2 separate regions of the Homo sapiens genome follow, and region 1 is linked to region 2. Evidence: read pairs that join two places in POLR2A ChIA-PET (ENCODE). Cell type or tissue: OCI-LY7. All regions are shown on one strand. Region 1 overlaps ACTN4 (actinin alpha 4). Region 2 overlaps RYR1 (ryanodine receptor 1).

What was found. ChIA-PET counts read pairs that join two places held together with the same protein. Peaks named below come from ENCODE experiments on the same cell type or tissue, not always from the same donor. Only the 100,000 strongest peaks of a DNase experiment are listed, where the experiment ranks them.
Region 1: POLR2A ChIA-PET joins it to region 2 with 11 read pairs; 7 of 35 experiments call an interaction of 5 or more read pairs at or near these places.

What each region holds. Positions count from the first base shown.
Region 1 is chr19:38,673,089-38,681,088 of GRCh38, forward strand. The region is part of intron 1 of ACTN4 (actinin alpha 4); the gene reads left to right. Among named protein-coding and RNA genes, the nearest start is that of ACTN4, 29 kb to the left of the region's middle. RefSeq lists enhancers at 1,308-1,357, 1,528-1,597, 1,628-1,707, 4,535-4,694, 5,111-5,696 and 1 more. In OCI-LY7, no CTCF peak of the experiment used is centred here; no DNase peak of the experiment used is centred here.
Region 2 is chr19:38,555,393-38,563,392 of GRCh38, forward strand. RYR1 (ryanodine receptor 1) reads left to right here. Exons shown (of 106, transcript NM_000540.3): 90 at 5,721-6,062. Among named protein-coding and RNA genes, the nearest start is that of MAP4K1-AS1, 37 kb to the right of the region's middle. RefSeq lists an enhancer at 1,900-2,089. In OCI-LY7, a CTCF peak has its summit at 1,557 (motif pointing right); DNase peaks (open chromatin) are centred at 1,579, 2,049 and 4,249; H3K27ac peaks cover 522 bases.

The DNA.
Region 1 (8,000 bases), 120 kb after region 2:
TGCACCACCATGCCTGGCCAGTTTTTGTGTTTTTAATAGAGACAGGGTTTTATCATGTTGGCCAGGCTGGTCTCAAGCCCCTGACCTCAGGTGATCCCCCCACCTCAGCCTCCCAAAGTGCTAGGATTACAGGCATGAGCCACCACACCCGGCCTATTCATCATTTATTGAGCATTTATTTATACCCACTATGTGCCGTAAACAAGGTGCTGAGTAATGAGATGTGAACAGAATAGTCCTTCTTCTTGTCCTCATGGAGCACACAGCCTAGTCGGGGACAATAGGCATTAAAAAATACCAACAATGAAAACCCAAGACATACATAGAGTGTTCCAAATTGTGGTTTTATTTTTTATATATATATATTCATATATATTTATATATATTTATATATATATTCATATATATTTATATATATGAATATATATTTATATATATTCATATATACTTATATATATTTATATATACTTATATATATTTATATATATTCATATATATTTATATATATTCATATATATTCATTTATATTTATATATATTCATATATATTTATATATATTTATATATTTATATATATTATATATATTTATATATTTATATATATTATATATATTTATATATTTATATATTTATATATACTTATATATATTTATATATTTATATATATTTTTATATATATATATTTATATATGTATAATTTTTTTTTTTTTTTTTTTTGTGATGGAGTCTCTATCACCCAGGCTGGAGTGCAGTAGCGTGATCTCAGCTCACTGCAACCTCTGCCTCCCAGGTTCAAGCAATTCTCTGCCTCAGCCTCCTGAGTAGCTGGGATTACAGGTGCCTGCCACCACGTCCGGCTAATTTTTGTATTTTTAGTAGAGATGGGATTTCACCATCTTGGCCAGGCTGGTCTTGAACTCCTGACCTTGTGATCTACCCGCCTCGGCCTCCCAAAGTGCTGGGATTACAGGCGTGAGCCACTGCGCCCGGTGTGATTATTTTTATGAAGGAAAAGACCAGAGTCCTTTAAGAGGGGACAGTGGGGGACTTGCAATAGATTGTGTGGGAGCTGTCAGGGGAGACTTTCCAAGATGATGACAGTGAAGTGAGGCCTGGAGGGAGAGTTAGAGCCAACCTCAGAGAAGGGAACACTGTTCTAGGCAGGAGGACCCAGGGTTGTGGGAAGAGAGAAATAAAATGAGACCAAGACAGTGGGGAGAGCAGTGTGAGTTGAAGTCAGAGGGGTGACAGCAGCCAGAATGTGCCGGTAGCGAGGATCTTGGATTTTATTCTAGCTGCAATGAGAGCTTTGATTCTACAAATATTTATTGCGTGCTAGTCACTGTTTTAGGTACTGGGTGTACAACAGTGAAAAAAGAACTTCCCAGCCGAGTGGAATGCCGTGGAGCATATCTGTTTCGATGCTGGGACAGATCCCTAACACAGCTCATTAAAGCAGATAGCACCATTCCGTCTCTTTCTTCAGCTTCACTTTACGTCAGTCCCAGCATTTTTATCCCTACCCTTACAGATGAGAGAACTAAAGTTCAGAGAGGTGACGTGACTTGCCCCAGGCCCCTCAGTCAGTAAAAGACAGAACTGAGAATCCAACCAGACTCTTCCCTTTTTAGGTTATTTCTCTAACATTAGGGCCGAGTATCGATTCTCTTTACCTCTGACTTCGTGTCCCTGGTATTAAGACTCAGGGCCCACAGTGCCTCTTGGAATTCAGGCATATGGTGACATCAGTGTGCCTACCATTCAGGTCTTGGAGAATAGGGTATGGCGAAAGGAGAGAACTCGTGATATCGCTGATTCAGTAGCCCAGAGTTGTACGAGTCCTTGGGTGTTTCACCTTCATCCAGGCATCTGAGATTGGAGACAAGCATGTGGCTGAATGACGTATCTGGGGGAAGCTGTCTAAACAGCCGTGTGGAGTTGGAGAGTTGAATTAGCTCTGTGGCCAAACCTCTGGGCTCAGTCTGCCTATATATGGCTTGATCTCAAAGAACAGGTGATAGCAGTAGGAGTTGTTTTCTGTGTTGCTGGTGGGAGATGCCCAGGCACATTCCTTTGTAGACAAGCACAAACTAGATATTTTTGAAATCGGAGGTCTGAAACCAGCCGAAGAATTAATCCTGGCCTGGAAAGCATATGGGAGAGTACAGCCAACCTGGCTTGGGTGTTGCTTTCTTGGTTTTGTTGCATTTTTGAGGCAGGGTCTTGCTCTGTCACCCAAGTGGGATCACAGTGGTACAATCATGGCTCATTGCAGCCTTAACCTCCTGGGCTCAAGTGATTCTCCTGCCTTATTTTTTGATTTTTTTTGTAGAGGTGAGGTCTCACCATGTTGCCCAGGCTGGTCTTGAGCTCCTGGGCTCAAGTGATCCTCCACCTTGGTCTCCCAAAGTGTTAGGATTACAGGCGTGAGCCGCTGCCCCTGGTGACTTTGTTGCTTTTTAATAAGCCCAGAAATTTCTTTCAAGAGGGAGGATCTTTGTGAACATCTTGAGCCGCGTTCTTGATCGCTGGCTGTGGAAGCCTCCACCTATCAGGCTCAAGTCCATGTTGCTATCATGTGCACTTTGGCTGGTGAGGTGCTGAGCAGAGGTTTCAGCCTCTACCACAAGGTTTCCTGATGAAAGGTCAGCTGGGTGGGCCCAGCTTCTCCTTACCCAACTGAGAGGCCTCATAGAGCACAAGGCCTGGGTACGGAGGTTCCTGGGGCTCCTGCCATACCCAGCCAGGCCAAGCAGAGGGCCCCAGTGTGTTGTTGGGTGCTGAGAGGCTGCCCGCAGCTCTCGCCTGTGTTGGAAGGCTGTAGACTTGGCTTCTCCCAAACGTAAGCTGTGAAGCCATGGACTCAGATTCTCAGCCTGGCCCTGCTACTTACTGTGGGACCTTGGGCAAGGAAGTCTCCATTTTCTCTTTTACAAAATGGGGCCAATAATCTGACTACCACAGGGCTGTCAGGATGCAGCGGGATGGAGCCTTTATAGGGTCTTGTTCTGTGGGATCTGGAGTCCCATATGGGAGTTATTAGTTGAGGGACGAGGCATCTGGGAATCTTTATTCAACTAGGAAACTTCAGCCAAAGAACTAATGCCATAGAGATGTCTTATGGTGTCTGCATTTGAAGCCAGCGGTTCTTTGAAAATTTATCCTGAGTTCCAGAAAGCCAACTGCTAGATAAGTAAGCATTGAGCATTTAAGGGGTCCTGGAAGTAAGATTCCTGGAAAGAAGCAGCAATCTCTTACTCATCCCCGATTATCTCAGACACAGAGTGGTGGATGGAACCTTTGTGGTTTAGGGGCTGACTCTTGGTATTGCTGGATAAGGAATATGAGCCAGTAGAGACGAGTGTGTTGTATAGCAGTGTCCTGCGACTGGGCTGGAGACGTGGCTGAGGGAGGCCAGGGGGCCTCAGAGTGCACGGGAGGAGGCTTACAGAGGTCTTTTGCATCCTGCAGAACACCACATGTGTCCTTCCCTCTGGGAAACCTCCCACCCGGGCAGGGCCTCTGGGGCCGGATGTGGAAGGTAAACAGGCTGCCTTTCTGCTCTCTACCACAGACAGGCCCGGAAAGGCCTGAGTAGGAGCTTTTCATCTCAGGAAGCCCTGAGGTCCCACAGCTTCTCCTGAAGCAGCCTCATTGTCCCTTTGTAAGAGCATGACCAGGTGCTCTAGCTCCTGGAGCACCAGTGGAGAACTAGAGTGGCCCAGGTGCTGATGCCAAGTTCGAGCAACAGCTCCTGGCGGGTTTCCCTGCATCCCCCCACTCACTCCCATCTATTCTTCACATAGGGGCCAAAGAACATCCTGCTTGACATCTTGATCAGTGTCCCTTGCCCTCAGGATCAAACCTGCAAGTCCCCAAGGCCCTGCAGGATCTGTTTTCTCCTCTCTGTGCTCCGGGCGCATGCCAGCTGCCTCTCTGCTCCATGCTCATTCCTGCCTCCTGAGGGACTTCACACGGGGCCCTTGCCTCTGCCCCTTTCGCCTCAGCTCGCCACCTACCTCCTCCTCATTCTTCAGATGGCAGTTTATGCTTCACTATTTGTAGGGCCGTCGCACCTGACACCTCCAGCCTAGGTTAGGAGCATGTCCATCACCTCTACTTCTCCTTTTAACTCCAACCATCCTTGGCTCTCCCTCTCGAGGGTCACGAGAGCAGAGAGAGAATCTATTTTGTTCACCACTGTGTCCCTACCATGTGGGACATTGTCAAGGCAAATGTAAGTGTGCACTAAATAAATATGTATTGAATGAATAGATAGCCAAACAGACAGAATGGATCTGCCACAACACAAACAGGATGCTTTTCAAGTGGGCAGAAGATGGAGACATCACTTGTCGAGACACTCAAACAAGTGGCTGGATGGATGAGTGGCAGATCCATTCTGTCTTTCTGCTTGGCTTTAGGAGTAGAGGGATCACCCATGGTCCATCCTCTGAGGACAAGGGTATCATGACCGCCCAGGCCCCACTCACCCCTGCCAGGCTCATTGCATCCCATCTAAAAGTGTGCTCTGGAAGGTCATAAGAAGTCCTCACCTGGGACACTTCTAGGCCCAGTGTTCAGCCAGCTGTCCTGAGTTCTGCATCAGTCCCTGCTAGATATGAAACACAAACAGGATGCGATGCTTTTCTTTTTTTTCTTTTTCTTTTTTGAGACGGAGTCTCGCTGTGTTGCCCAGGCTGGAGTGCAGTGGGTGCAACCCCTACCTCCCGGGTTGAAGTGATTCTCCTGCCTCAGCCTCCCAAGTAGCTGGGATTACAGGTGCACACCACCATACCCGGCTAATTTTTGTATTTTTGGTAGAGACAATGTTTCACCATGTTGGCCAGGCTGGTCTCAAACTCCTGGCCTCAAGTCATCTGCCTGTCTCAGCCTCCCAAAGTGCTGGGATTACAGGTGTGAGCCACCGCGCCTGGCCAAACAGGATGCTTTGCAAGTAGGCAGAAGAGGGAGACATCACTGTCCCATGGAGAGGTGGGAAAATCATCGTTAGCACAGGATAATTCATCCTATTTTGTGCTCATGTTTACTGAGCTAGGATTGACCTGTGTCCGGGCAGCAGGGACACAGAGGTGAGTAAGACAAAGAGAAGGCCCTTGCCCTTAAAAATGATACGTGTGGCTAAAACGCTGTAGACCTTTTTGTTTTTTCCTTTTTGAGACTTCCTTTTTATACAGAAATTGCTACCTGCAGGTAAAATTAACTTACATCGTGAAAGCGACAGTAAAGTGTTTCTAGGGATAGCTAAAGACCTAAGAACACAGCCCTGTGGTTTGACTGGCTGGCCACCTTCCTGCAGCTGGGTTTACTATGGTGCTGTGTTCTGGGACAGCCCACTCGTCTCCATTTATTGGGCTGAGCCTCGAGACCTGCAATACCAGGGAAGGAAGGGAAGTCTAGGCTGTCTTTGGTGGCCATTGTTATTTATGGGGCATCGGCAGAGAAGTCAGTACCATGGAAAATCTAGAGAAAGATAGAGGATACGCAGTGTGGTTGAGCAGAATCTGATAGCTCCCTGGCTCTCTCCGGGCCATGGGACCCAGGGCGACACAGCCACCCTTTTTCTCTCTGCTGTCTGGCTTGGGCTTGGGCTTTGTCTCCTGTGTCCCTCCACACCTTCTTCGCTGTCAGTGGTGACCAATCCCGTGGAATCAGCCACTGTGTGTTACCCCAAGTCCTTGCCCCTGGGACCTCGCTCTGTTCGGAGACAAAACCCGGGACTGTTTCTCCTTTTAAATGCAACCTTGTTCCACAGGAGAGGAGAAAAGCAAGAAAGAGGTGGCTTGTTTATCTGATGGTAGTGGGGTGTGCTCTGATATGCCTTTGAAAGGGGCCCAGCTTTGCTTTGCCCAGCGGCCTTTGCAGGATAATGAGAGAAGGAAAACACAGGGAACTTAGTGGGAATTTGAAACTGGAGTGTGGGAGTGGGAAAGTTCAGCTTTTACCTTGGAGCAATCCAGTCTTTCTCCTGTAGGAAAACAGAATGGTGCTGTATGGCCTCCAAGCTGGGTTACATCCTGGGAAAAAGACACGTGCTTGGCTATTGGCCTGGGCGCAGTTTATGTGTAAGCCTTTCCTTGTGGATTCCATTTTCTTATTTCCCGAATACTTCTCAGCCCCACAAGTCCACTGAGTCTTCTGTCTCCAGAGACTGCCTGGTTTCCATCCCCGAGGGCATCTGCGCATCACTTACCATGGTGTACCATGCACCTCCAGTGTGCCCGGCACTGTGTCAGGAGCTGGGGATACAGGTGCTGGTCCCCACCTCACTCCCCTCAACCTCTGCAATATATGATACATAACCCACACACACAGACCATATGCAAAAGTGGTGGGACTCCTTTGTACCTGTCACCTGCATCAGTGATTATCAGCATTTTGCCAGACTTGTTTCATCAGTGTCTCCCAACACACTCCCCCCAGACATTACCCATACGTGCTCAAATAGATTTGGGTGTGCGTGTGTGTGTGTGTGTGTGTGTGTGTGTGTGTATTTTTTTAGAGACAGGGTCTCGCCCTGTCACCCAGGCTGGAGTACAGTGGTGAGATCATAGCTCACTGCGGCCTCTGAACTCCTGGGCTTGCTTTGTTGCCCAGGCTGGTCTCAGAACTCCTGGCCTCAAGCGATTCTGCCACCTTAGCCTCCCAAAATGCTGGGATTACAAGTGTGAGCCACCGCACCCGGCCAATGTATGTATTTTTAAACATAACCACATACTGTTATATTTAATGCTTCTGACCATGTCTTAAGAAAAAAACAAAAACTCCCTTTGGCTTCCTTGACATCACAGTCTCTCTGTTTCTCTGACTCTTCTTCCTCATCTCCTATGGCTAAATTCTCTCCCTCTGTCCACTGCTTACACATGGGCATTTCACAATGTCCTTTTTCCCTGAAGGAACTTACCCCCTCCCCTCAGCCTTAAGTACCCCATCTGTGGGGATGATGCCCATGCCTGTAGTCCTGACTCACTCACCACGCTCTATCGCAGTTATTTACTGATGCATCTCTCTCCCCTATCAGACGCTGAGGTCTTTGATGGAGCAACCTTGTATTTGTCCGTGTATCCCCAGCACCACACCTGTCCATAGCTGGAGCTCAGGAAGTTTTTTTTTTTTTTTTTTTTTTTTTTTTTTTTTAAAGTCAGAGTCTCACTCAGTCGCCCAGGCTAGAGTGCAGTGGCACAATCTTGGCTCACTGCAACCTCCACCTCCTGGGTTCAAGCAAGCACGTCTGGGTAATTTTTGTATTTTTAGTAGAGATGGGGTTTCACCATTTGGCCAGGCTGGTCTCGAAGTCCTGACTGCAAGTGATCTGGCCGCCTTTGGCTCCCAGATTGCTGGGATTACAGACAGGCATGAGCCACTGCGCCCGGCCTCAGGAAGTAGTTGAATGAGTGACTGAATGAATGCCCACGTGAGCAAATGACCTGTTTGCTGAACTTTAGACTGACGTTGCCTGATGCCCACTGCTTGTGCAGTACGTACTTCAGTCTCAGCGTGTCTGAGACCAAACTCATTTTCAAGTCCCACTTCTTGGGCTTGGCATTGCCCATTTGTCAGCCATCCGAGTCAGAAACCTTGGAGTCAGCTTTTGACTTCTCATCCTGTAACAGGCACCAAGTTTGATTTCTTTCCCTTGAATATCTCTTAGAACCCTCACCTTCCTCCTTCTCTTTATTCCTACCATTGTCCTTACTCAGGACCATATAGTGAGGGTTTAAAAGTGCAGAGTCTTGGCCGGGTGCGGTGGCTCACACCTGTAATCCCAGCACTTTGGGAGGCCAAGGCGGGTAGATCACCTGAGGTCAGGAGTTCGAGACCAGCCTGGCCAACATGGTGAAACCCCGTCTCTACTAAAAATACAAAACTTAGCTGGATGTGGTGGTATGTGCCTGTAATCCCAGCTACTCAGGAGGCTGAGGCAGGAGAATTACTTGAACCCGGGAGGTGGAGGTTGCAGTGAGCTGAGATTGCGCCACT
Region 2 (8,000 bases):
GAACACACCACTGCACTCCACTCCAGCCTGAGCAACAGAGTGAGACCCTGCCTCAAAAAAAAAAAAAAAAAAATGCATGTGTGTGTGCGCACGTGTGTGTGTATGTGTGTGTGGCCTTAAAAGACGTTCCTTTTATTTAACAAACCACAATGTCATCACTCCTAACCCAAAATAAAACAGTACAAATAAAAAAGTCACAGTCCTTTAAATCATCAAATATCTAGTGAGTGTGCAAATTTCCAAATCTCATAACTTTCATGTAACTATCAGGATTTTTTGTAGCTTCTTTAAATCAGAATCCAAACAAGGGCCACCCATTGCAATTGGCTGATACTTTTTAAAATCATCTTTCATCTCTTGCTTCCCCTCTATTATCTTTTCTTTTTCCTTGCAATTTATCTCCTGGAGATCCAGTCCTGCAGATCTTTACTGTCCAACAGAAATACAATATGAGCAATATGTATATTTTTAAATTTTCTTCTTTTTTTTGAGACAGGGTCTCACTCTGTTGTCCAGGCTGGAGTGCAGTGGGGCAATCTCAGCTCACTGTAACCTCCACCTGTCAGGTTCAAGTGATTCTCCTGCCTCAGCCTCCTGAGTAGCTGGGATTACAGGCATGCGCCACCACACCTGGCTAATTTTTGTATTTTTAGTAGAGACAAGGTTTCGCCATGTTGGCCAGGGTAGTCTCAAACTCCTGGCCTAAAGTGATCTGCCCTCCTCACCCTCCGAAAGTGCTGGGATTACAGGCGTGAGTCACCATAATTTTAAATTTTCTAATAGCCATGTTTTTTAAAAAGTAAAAAGAGGACCGGCATGGTGGCTCGTGCCTGTAATCCCAGCACTTTGGGAGGCCAAGGCGGGAGGATCACTTGAGGCCAGGAGTTTGAGCCAGCCTGCGTAACACAGCAAAACCCTATCTCTATAAAAACTTTAAAAAATAACCAGGTGTAGTAGTGCATATCTGTAGTCCCAGTTACTGGGGAGGCTGAGGCAGGAGGATCTCTTGAACCTTGGAGGTTAATGCTGCAGTGAGCCATGTTCATGGCACTGTACTTCAACCTGGGCAACTGAGCAAGACTCTGTTAAAAAAAAAAAAAAGTAAAATGAAACACTACACATAATCTAGTACACTCAGGATATTATTTCAACATGGAATCAATCCTGTTTATTTATTTATAGAGATGGGGTCTTGCCATGTTGCCCAGGCTGGTCTCAAACTCCTGTGCTCAAGCAATCCACCCTCCTCAGCCACCCAAGGTGCTGGGATTACAGGCAAGAGCCACTGTGCCTGGCCATAATCAATCTAAAAAATGATTAGCTCGACATTTTTCATTCTTTTTTCACACTAAGTCTATCAGTGGATAGTGCTGTCCTAGTTGTAGAGCTTCCCATAGTCTGGACCTGACCAATGCGTCCTTGTGGTGTCATTTCATGTGTTCCTGTGTCCCCTGGGTTTCCTCCAAAGTGGGACTCAGCCAAAGTTCGAGCAGATTCAGATTTGGGTGTAAGGAGTTTTTTAGCCAGAACCTTCCTATGTGGGGCTACTGTATACCTCCACCAGGAGGCACCTCCTTTCCAGATGCCAGCAGCTGTTTCTGCTCAACACTCAGACATATTCATTCATTAGAGATTGCAAAATGGCGATAGTCTCATTTCTTTTTTTTTTTTTTTTTTTTGTGACAGAGTCTCATTCTGTCACCCAGGCTGGAGTGCAGTGGCATGCTCTCGGCTCACTGCAACCTCCGCCTCCCAGGTTCAAGCGATTCTCCTGCCTCAGCCTCCCAAAGTGCTGGGATTATAGGCATGAGCCACGGCGCCCAGCCTCTTAGTTTTCATGATGCTTCCTTCACTTGACAAATGAGTATGAGTACCTACTGTGTGTCAGGCACTGCCCTGGTCCTGAAGGTACAGCAGTGAACAAAACAGAGAGCCCACTGTGGGGGCTGATAGTCCAGTGGGAAGGGGCAGATGCAAATAACGAAATACACGAAGTAATTGCAGGTTATAATCTGTGGTCTGAAGGGTGTGGGAGTGAGCAGGGTGTGGTAAGCCCTGTAAACCGGCTGGTGGCGGAAGGCCTTCTGCAGGAGGGGACAGCGAAGCTGAGAGTTGAAAGATACCATATGACTCAGCGAGGCTGTGGTGTCCCAGGCAAAGGGGACAGTAAATGGAAAGGCTGAAAAATGGGAACAAGAGGGACAGAGAGCAGCCTGGGCAACATGGCGAAACCAAACCCTGTCCCTACAAAAAATACAAAAATTAGCTAGGCATGGTGGCCTATGCCTGAAGTCCCAGCTACTTGGGAGGCTGAGGCAAGAGAATCACTTGAACCCAGGAGGGGGAGGTTGCTGTGAGCCAAGATCGCGTCATTGCACTCCAGCCTGGGTGACAAGAGCGAAATTCTGTCTCAAAAAAAAGAAATAAAAATACAAAAATTAGCTAGGCATGGTGGTGCATGCCTGTATTCCCAGCTACTCGGGAGGCTGAGGCAGGAGAATCGCTTGAACCCGGGAGGCGGAGGTTGCAGTGAGCCGAGATTGCACCACTGCACTCCAGCATGGGCAACAGAGTGAGACTCTCTCAAAAATAAAATAAAATAATACAATAAAATATAAAATAAAATAAAATACTAGCCAGGCACGATGACTCATGCCTGTAATCTCGATACTTTGGGAGGCTGAGGTGGGAGGATCGCTTGAGCCCAGGAGTTCAAGACCAGCCTAGAAAACATAATGAGACCTTGTCTCTACAAAAAAACTGTTTAAAAAATTAGCTGGGTATGGTGGTGCATGCCTGTGGTCCCAACTTGGAAGGCTAAGACGGGAGGATCACTTGAGCCCAGGAGGTCGAGGCTATGGCAAGCCATGATCACTCCATTACACTCCAGCCTAGGTAGTAGAGACAGACTTTGTCTCAAAAAATTAATAATAAAGTAAAACAACTAAAAGACTATAAGTAGACTGTAACACAAAGAAAGGATAAATGCCAGAGGGAATGGATAACGCATTAACCCTGATGTGAGTACGTATTGCATGCCTATATCAAAATAGTTCATCTACCCCATAAATAAATACAACTACTATGTACCCACAAAAATGAAAAATAAAAAGGCCTGGCTCATGCCTGTAATCCTAACACTTTGGGAGGCCAAGGCGGGCAGATCACTTGAGATCAGGAGTTCAAGACCAGCCTGGCCAACATGGCGAAACCCCATCTCTACTAAAAATACAAAAATTAGCTTGGCGTGGTAGCACATGCCTGTAATCTCAGCTACTCAGAAGACTGAGGCAGGAGAATCGCTTGAACCCTGGAGGCAGAGGTTTCAGTGAGCCAAGATCACGCCACTGCACTCCAGCCTGGGTGACAGAGCAAGACTCTGTCTCAAAAAATAAAAATAATTTTTTAAAAAAATAGTCCAGGTGTGGTGGCTCACACCTGTAATCCTAGCACTTTGGGAGGCCCAGGCAGGCAGATCACCTGAGGTCAGGAGTTCAAGGCCAGCCTGGCCAACATGGCGAAACCCTGTCTCTACTAAAAATACAGAATTAGCCAGTGTGGTGGCACACGCCTGTAGTCCCAGCTACTCAGGAGGCTGAGACAGGAGAATCACTTGAACCCAGGAGGCGGAGGCTGCAGTGAGCCAAGATCGTGCCACTGCACTCTAGCCTGGGCAAGACAGAGCAAGACTCCGTCTCAATAAGTAAGTAAGTAAATAAATAAATAAAGGGATGGGCAATGAATGATGACACAGAGAGATCAGCAAATCACAAGAGCAAAGTCTAGGAGTGAATGGAGGTGATAGTGTCCCAGGCGCCTGTGGAGAGGTGGGCTTCTTTTTTTTTTTTTTTTTTTTTTTGAGACAGGGTCTCGCTCTTATTGCCCAGGCTAGGTGCAATGGCACAATCTTGGCTCACTGCAACATCCGCCTCCCAGGTTCAAGCCATTCTCCTGCTTCAGCCTCTCAAGTAGCTGGGATTACAGGCACGCACCATCATGCCTAACTAATTTTTGTATTTTTAGTAGAGACGGGGTTTCACCATGTTGTCCAGGCTGGTCTCGAACTCCTGACCTCAGGTGATCCACCCGCCTCGGCCTCCCAAAGTCCTGGGATTACAGGCATGAGCCACCACACCTGGCCAGAGGTGGATTTTTGAGACAGACAGTGTCACACTGCTCATGATAGAGGGGTAGGCAAGCAGACGAGGTGAGGGCAGAAGGTGAGGGGTTCCGGTGTGATTATGTCTCCATGCTCTGTGGTTTCTAGAGCCCTTCATGATTTGCAAAGCATGTTACTCATTTAGAAAGCATTTTGCAAAGTTCTGGGGTTTTTACAAAGCACTTTTGAGAGCCAGAAAATTTTGCTTCTGTTCATACCCCAGAGCAACATTTCTCACACTGCATGTTGCTACCCGTCTGGAGGTAATGAAATTAATTTAGCAATGCGTAACTCGTGACCAGCATCTTTAGAAATAAAATAGAACACTGCAGAGTGTGCTACACAGCAAAGGTCAGAATTATGTCATGAAACCTTTTTTTTTTTTTTTGAGTCACATTGTAAAATGTATTCTTATGGTTGAGTGAGTGCGGTCAAGAACATTTTATGCTGCTCTAGAGAACCTCTTGCAAAAATGCATGGGCAATCAGCACAAGAATGTTCAAGAAAAGTGTTGTCTGAAAGAAATCTGTGGGTGAACTTGGTGATTTATGCTTGTAATCCCAACACTTTGGGAGGCGGAGGAGGGCAAATCACCTGAGTTCAGGAGTTTGGGACAAGCCTGGGCAACATGGCAAAACCCCGTCTACAAAAAAATACAAAAATTCACCAGGCACAGTGGCATGCACCTGTAGTCCTAGCTACTCAGGAGGCTGAAGCACGAGACTCATTTGACCCTGGGAGGTGGAGGCTGCAATGAGCTGAGATCGTGCCACTGCACCACTCCAGCCTGGGTGAAAGAGTGAGACCCTGTCTCAGAAAAAAAAAACAAAAACAAAATACAAATCTGGAAGCAACCTACATTTCCATTAGCAGGATAACAGATAAAGAGTGTTATGGCTGGGCGCGGTGGCACACACCTGTCACCCCTGCACTTTGGGAGGCCGAGGCGGGTGGATCACCTGAGGACAGGAGTTCGAGACCAGCCTGGCCAACATGATGAAACCCTATCTCACTAAAAATACAAAAAATTAGCCAGGTGTGGTGGCGGGCACCTGTAATCCCAGCTGCTCAGGAGGCTGAGGCAGGAGAATCACTTGACCCTGGGAGGTGGAGGTTGCAGTGAGCTGAGATCATGCCACTGCACTCCAGCCTGGGCGACAAGAGCGAAACTCCGTCTCAAAAAAAAAAAAAAAAAAAAAGAGAAAGAAAAAGAAAAAAAAGCAAGTTTCAGCTGAGGTGGGAGGATCCCTTGAGCCCAGGAGTTTGAGACCAGCCTTGGCAACATAGGGAGACCTTATCTCTACAAAAAAAAATTAAAATTAAAATTAGCCAGGTGTAGCGGTGTGTGCCTGTAGTCCCAGCTGCTCTGGATGCTGGGTACTTGAGCCCGGGGGTGGGGATGGGGACGAGAGGGGATGTCTTGAGGCTGGGTTGAGCTGTGATTGCGCCACTGCACTCCAGCCTGGGCGACACAGCGAGACCTTGTCTTAAAAAAAAAAAAAAAAAGAGAGAGAATTGAGGCTCTCCAGGTCACCCCACTGACCTCCCTGCCCGCCCCCAGGCCATGGACAGCCAGAAGCAGTTCAGCGGTCCAGAAATCCAGTTCCTGCTTTCGTGCTCCGAAGCGGATGAGAACGAAATGATCAACTGCGAAGAGTTCGCCAACCGCTTCCAGGAGCCAGCACGCGACATCGGCTTCAACGTGGCGGTGCTGCTGACCAACCTGTCGGAGCATGTGCCGCATGACCCTCGCCTGCACAACTTCCTGGAGCTGGCCGAGAGCATCCTTGAGTACTTCCGCCCCTACCTGGGCCGCATCGAGATCATGGGCGCGTCACGCCGCATCGAGCGCATCTACTTCGAGATCTCAGAGACCAACCGCGCCCAGTGGGAGATGCCCCAGGTCAGGGAACCCGCGCGCGTGCAAGCTCGCCTCCTGGGGCTTCGGGCATGCGGGTGCTCACTTCCTGCACCCTCAGACCCCACGGGGGCTGTGCGTGCCTCGCATATCTGCCCTGCTCCGGCAAGCCCACGCCCACCCTTTTGTACACATTTCGTCCAGCTGCGCCCTTGCACATCCCTGGCTCGCCCCTGGCCACTTCTTGCGGACCTGGCCCACACAAGGATGCACACCCCTTGGGCATGAAGCAGGGTCAGTGTGTCCTGACTGTGGCTGCTCACACGCCATGCTTTCCCCTTACACCCACACCCTGGGAGCTCTGGCAGGCCCTTATAGCCCTGATGCAGCCCTACCCACACTCTCACCTCCTCGAACCTGCATGGCGACACACCCCTTGCTCACCTTCCCAGTAGCCCCCGGCGTGCCGTCTCTTGGTCCTGGCCCGCTCATGCTCACTCTTGTACACGCTCGCCTTGGGGGCTCTGGGGTGCCCTGGCATGCTGACCCACCCTTCACCAGTCATCACGTTTGCCCCCAGATGCCTTCTGAAGTCCTAGCATATGTGTACCCCAACTTATTCTGGGCCCACACGTGGGTGCACACCTCTTGCACACACACCCTGAGGATGCCAATGAGCCCTCTCAGAACCCTGGCATGCTTCATTTGTTCACTGTCCACTTGCCCTCACTGTAGCCCTGGCACAACCATGCTCACCCATGCACACTTGGGCCACGGTCTCAGGCTCACCCAGAAGAGCCCTCAGACCTACTCTCTAATCTGACATGCCCTATCTCAGCTCCTCCTATGCCCAGCCCACAAATGCTTGAACATCCCTCACACACTCGCTTGCCCCAAGGGTACACTCACGTGGTCCCGGCATGTCCCCAGCAGAGCTGGCACACCTGGCTGACATATGGTTCCCCTCCCCATTCCCTCACACTCCCCACACGCCCCTGACACACCCTCACCTCATTCTCTTGCACACACACTTGCTTGTTGTTCCTCAGATGCCGCCAGGTACTTGCACACCCCTTCTTGTCTCACACACATAGCCCGGGAGGTTTGCGCACCCGTCACCTCCTTCATGAGTGGGCCCTTCATATGTCTCCTCAGGGGACACCAGCTCATGCACGCGGGCTCATGTCCCACACAGAGCCCTGTCCTCATGTTCTGGGAGCCAGTACACAAACCCTTGGCTCCCCTTCCCACATTCATGCCTGCCTCACGCACACTGCATAACTGCAGGCCCCTCTCACACTCATACTCCTCCTGTCCCCCCACAGAGTCCCAGGCCCTTGCACACCTGCCCCGTGTGCCCACGTCCACCGTGCACACTGAGCCTCTCGTGGTTGCACACTTTTGGCATCTTCCCATGCCGCCACGCCCTCCTTACTCCTGATCCCTCCCTGGCCCCCGGTGTCTCCTCACATACTCCGCAGGAACCCTTGAGATCTTGCACACTCATCTGTGCCCCTCGGGGCCCCACTGCATACACACCCCCATCTGGCACACAAGTGGTTGCAGCATCCTGGCACCCAGGATGTCCACACATCCCTGCCTCTGCAGGAAGCCCCTGTTCACCACGGCCCTTCCCACTCATTCTTTGCACGTGCTGGGGGAGCTCTGCCCTCCTCTCTTCCTCTGACCCTGCGTGCTCCCCATACAAACACTCTTTGCCTTAGTGCTATTCCTCCAAACACCCGCTTCCTTCTGCTCACCCCTTCCCATTCCACTTTCCCCTGCTTCTCAGGCATCCACGTATGCCCATGTGGCCTTGGAGCACCTGTGGGGCAGTATAATAATAGGTAACACTACGGTGTTGTTGTTGTTTGAGACAGAGTTTCGCTCTTGTTGACCAGGCTGGAGTGCAATGGCACGATCTCAGCTCACTCAACCTCCACCTCCTGGGTTCAAGCGGTTTTCCTGTCTCAGCCTCCTGAG